Linked DNA regions of Homo sapiens: region 2 is linked to region 1. A link is a loop called in an ENCODE intact Hi-C map of the cell type or tissue named here. Cell type or tissue: GM12878. All regions are shown on one strand.

Region 1 (2,500 bases):
AAAAATGCAAACTACAAGCCTGAATATGCCTACAGATTACCTGTGTCTTTAATGTGTCTTGAGCAGTTTGGATACATGCTTGATATTTTGTGGCAACAAAATACTAGTGCCAGACCTGTATACCTATGTAACAAACCTGCACGTTCTGCACATGTATCCCAGAACATAACATATAATTTTAAAAAATTCAAAAATAAATAAATAAAATTTAAAGACTCAAAAAAAAAAATACTAGTGCCAGGACTCCACTTTTAGTATCACTTTTCATATTTTAGTATTTAGTATTATCATTTTATCTTTCAATGTATTAGTGAAGCTTCTACGGTATTGTTCTGTCTTTTCAAATCAACAGGTGATAGTAGGAAAGCAGGAATAATCTCCCAGGAATCATTATTTTATTGAGAGTTATTAGGGAGTAATAAGAAACTTGACAATAAGAGTGGAAACATTAAATCAAGGTGGGGGGAAAAAAGAAGTATCTACCTAAAGAAAATGTTTTATTCATCAATAATCATAACAATGGAAATGGATTATGAAAACAGCTAAAGGAAATCTTCACCAATAAGTTTGACTATATTTATTCCAGTCTCTGTGACACCAAATCTCATGATTTTCTAAAAAGATGTGACTCAAAATTAGCAAACACTGCAAAGAAGACACACGTGCTATTTATGAGTGCTTTTAAGTCTCTTAGCAGAGACACATTTGGAAGCTAAATGGAATCACAGTGACTAAAACTTTTTCTGAAATCCCCAATCCGATGTTGAAGCACATGGCTCAGAAACAATCTCAATATCATCAAATAACTAAACCACAAAAAAGAAAAAGAAGCTCTCAAATATCCCTTTCCCAAACGTTTCCCAAATGTATACACATATGTAGACAGTAGAGGCTAGAACTGGAATTGTTTTTGCCTAAACATTTGCTGCCCCCACGTGTCCCTTTAGAAAACTGAGTGTTAAAGCTAAATCATGTTCATTAGCACCTTCTATACAGCATTCGCAGGTTAGGTACGCTTAAGTGTGATCACAGAAACAGCCCAGTGTTGGTAGAAAGTACCAGAGACAGGGCGGGGAAGCAGGGAGGGAAGAAGCTGACTTTTGCCACAGACTCCTGGGGTAATCCCCAGTAATTACATAAGGTCCATGTGTCTTTGTCTCTTCAAACTTGAAATGGGTGGCAGGCTGGTGGGACGGGACGAGTAGCCAGATTTTCACTAAGGTTCCATCTAGCTCTAATATTTGGTCACTCTCATTGAGGATGATAAAAGAGAAGTAGGGAAACCCAGTTATCCCATTTCTGGCTAAGTCGTCACTTTGGAGGTGTGGCCAAAAACTCATGAATGAACTTCCTGTTTCATCACTCGAATCCATTACCTCGGTTCTCTGTCATCTTGACAAACTTGCTTCCCAATGTCTGAGTGGCTCTGAGCCTAAGGAGACAAGAAGGAGTTTGTTTTCTTTAATGTCCAACAATTATACATTATACAGTATCCTGCTCATGACTACAAAAATGAAAATCATCTTCCACGTTTATAGTGTGTATCAGTAGCAGGTGCCTCAACACCTCAACAGCTCTGACTAGTTTTTTTTTTTTTTTTTTTTGAGACAGAGTCTCACTCTGTCACCCAGGCTGGAGTGCAGTGGCACAATCTCGGCTCACTGCAACCCCCGCCTCCTGGGTTGAAGCAAGTCTCATGCCTCAGTTGGGACTACAGGCACACACCACCACACTCGGCTAATTTTTGTATTTTTAGTAAAAACAGGGTCATCATGTTGGCCGGGCTGGTCTCGAAATCCTGGCCTCAAGTGATCCACCTGCCTTGGCCTCTCACAATGCTGGGATTACAGGCGTGAGCCACCTCGCCTGGCCACTAGTTCTTAAATCTCCACAATACCATGATCAGCATGGCAAAGCCATTCTCTCCCTATTCCAGTTTTGTTCAACTCTCAGGCAACCACATGTTTAAAGAAAGGCTGGGTCCCTCCCTTGCCCAAGGGGGTGAATTTTGATTCATCTAAGAGAGATATTAGTTTTATCCTGATCACCATCTACGAAGACATGTAACTTAAAAATTCAAAGCCCCAAAGGCAGGAAATGCAAACTTTTAGGTTAACTAGGTGGATTTTCAAACATTTTCTCCATTACCAGATGGTCTAATATTTAACTGAATAGAAAACAGATTTATAGTGTGAAAAATATTTGTGTATTCTTACCTAAATCATGAACCCATTATTTACCTTCTCTCTGTGTACCAAGAAACCAAAGACATTTAATGGGCATGATTACCAACTATAATCAGAAGTATCTAGGGAGAGCCAGAGGGGATGTGATCTTAGAACAGGCTTTAGAGTGACAGACGTGAAGTCATTGTCCTTTGAGCTACAGTTCAGTTTGGTGGAAGAGCAAAGTGCCAGGACTATTGCAGGCCCATTCTTCATTCTCAGGGTTTTGTCATTTCTGCAATGATTCTCAAATGACAGTCTCTATTCCCATGCTG
Region 2 (2,500 bases), 280 kb before region 1:
CCCCAATTTACAATAGTCAAAACTTAAAATTTTACTGTGGTGCAAAAGCAATACCCATTCAGTAGAAACTGTACTTTGGGTACCCATACAACCGAAAAAAGTGAAAGGTTTTTCACTTTTAGTACAGTATTCAATAAATCACTTGAGACAGTCAACACTTTATTATAAAATAGACTGGATGATGTTTTTGTCCAACTATAGGCTACCATAAGTATTCTGAGCACGTTTAAAGTAAGCTAGGCTAAGTTATGATGTTCAGTAAGTTAGGTGCATTAGGAGTATTAAATGCATTTTTGATTTAATGATATTTTCAACTTACGATGGGTTTGTTAGGACATAACCCTATCATAAGTTGGGGAGCATCCGCACAGTCACACTCTGAGGTTCTGGGAGTTAGGACTTCAACATATGAATTTTGGGGGGACACAATTCGGCCCATAACAATACTGAAATCTAAGTTCAATGGACAACAGATTCCTAAAAGCTGGAAGAAAATGCCTCATTATAAGAATAGTGGAATCCTTTTGAGAATAAACAACCACTAACTTGCCTATGTTTCATATCAGGTGTAGCACTGCCCCACCCACCCCCCGCAAAGGTAGTGGGGAGATAAATCACCTCTCCTTTGTCTAATCTTACCTGAGAACCAAGGTCCAGCCATAGTATCAATTGAGAATGCCAAACATTTTCTAATTTTCTTTTGTTGCCTGAAATAGGTAATAATCTGTCTCTGAGGCTTCAAGATAATGATCTTTTCCCCTAATTGTGCAATATTTTTCTTATAAGCCTTCTGTTGGTATTTTTCTGGGTTTTTTTCATTGTCATAAAAAGACAAATCTTTTCAGTAAGAAATAGAATCTTATTCTCCCCTCCATCCCCCATCTCCTCCCACTCGCCCCTGCCACCCACCAGCCTCCACCAAAGTACAGCCCATTCTGAGACTATGAGCACATGAAAAACTCCATTTCCCAGGAAGCACTGTACTTTGCAAGGACTACACCTCCCAGGATGCAATGCATCTCAGCCGGTCTTCTCAAATGCCTGCACCAGTTTTGTTTTGTTTTGTTTTGTTTTTCAGTTACATTTTCTAAATGGATGTAAGGCAGAACTATCTTCTGCAATGGAATAAAAGTAAGCTTGTTTTTGGATTTATTGCCTTCAGCCCTAAATGCCGGAACACAGTGGAACATTGCTTACAGAATTTTGAGACAGAAAAAAATAAACAAAACCCTTGAATTTATACCCAGCCAAGTGTTATTTGACGGGAGGAAAGCAACAGAAAGAACCTTCCATCATAGAGCAGTTTATTGGTCTTTACTAATTAAACAAAAGCATAACTTGGCTTTTTCAATATACATTTCAAAGATGCAAGAAAAATCATTATTCGAGGATGTTGTTTTCAAATCGATTGGGCAGCGAGGAACAGAGCTTTTCTCTACAGTCCCTTGCCCAAATGTTCTTTTTCTGCTTCTGATGCTGTTAATTTTCCAGCATCAGAAATGCTTCTTGGATCACATCCTTAACTTACTGTTCTAAATACTTGACTTCTTCGATGAACATTTAAAACAACAAATAATGCTGTTCTGTGCCAGCATTTACTAACAATGGCCAGACTTTTCACAGGGCTGATACAAAAAGTGCTCTTTTAGCCCTCCACAATAGCAGAACTGCTGAAACCAACATAAAGGCCATTTTCATTGTCAAGCTTCTTGGTTATTGATTTTTTTTCTGCATCTTTGAAATGTACGTTGAGAAATCTAACTATGGTTTTAAATAATTAGCAAAGATCAATAAACTGCCCTATGATATATTTCATTTGACACAAATCCCCACCTCTTATCATCTTCCAAGACTGGAGAATATTTCTGTCTAAATATGTTTTTTAAACATTATATGCAATGATATTTGTCAGATTTATGTTGCAAAGAACAAAATCCACTCTAGCTAGTTTAGCTGAAGCTAGTTTATTACAAGTTTGAAATGGGTTATTGGACTGTTAGGAAGGCTGAGGAAAGAGCCTCTAGGTTAGATTTCAAGAATGGCTCCCAAAGTCACAAAATTCAGCCACCCACGGAGCTTCTTTTGTCATTTGGAAGCTGCTTGCCAAATAGGAAAGCTGCCACCTCCTGAACCTTACCAACATCATCCCAATCAAGAAGGCTGCTATAATCTGTACCAGCAAAACAGGTCCCCTCTCCACACTCCAACTCCACAGTTCAACGGCTGTTGAGACGTCCACTGGTGTCATAGCAGAAAAACCAAGTTCCTACCTGTTTCTGCTTACTAAGAAAATCAAGCAGCTACAGTCTCTGCCTCCCTTCCACCTTCCAAATCATTCATGAGTGCATCTAATTCATCTACTTTTTGGAAACTAAATTATACTCAGAACCTCAGACAAAAGGAATTCTGGGAAATGTACAGGAATGCATACCAGACAAATGTTGGGAAAGACATGGAGCACCAGTCCATCATCTTCATACCACTACCAACCTAATCATAT

The links. Peaks named below come from ENCODE experiments on the same cell type or tissue, not always from the same donor. Only the 100,000 strongest peaks of a DNase experiment are listed, where the experiment ranks them.
Region 2: a loop joins it to region 1, with 2.1 times the contacts of the local background. A loop is called at or near these places in 2 of 110 quality-filtered maps.

What each region holds. Positions count from the first base shown.
Region 1 is chr6:10,428,882-10,431,381 of GRCh38, forward strand. It overlaps LINC00518 (long intergenic non-protein coding RNA 518), which reads right to left. Exons shown (of 3, transcript NR_027793.1): 3 at 1-1,432. Among named protein-coding and RNA genes, the nearest start is that of MIR5689HG, 4.2 kb to the right of the region's middle. In GM12878, a CTCF peak has its summit at 946 (motif pointing left); a DNase peak (open chromatin) is centred at 920; H3K4me3 peaks cover 246 bases.
Region 2 is chr6:10,146,153-10,148,652 of GRCh38, forward strand. It overlaps the pseudogene OFCC1. Among named protein-coding and RNA genes, the nearest start is that of TFAP2A-AS2, 260 kb to the right of the region's middle. In GM12878, no CTCF peak of the experiment used is centred here; a DNase peak (open chromatin) is centred at 1,009; H3K4me3 peaks cover 583 bases.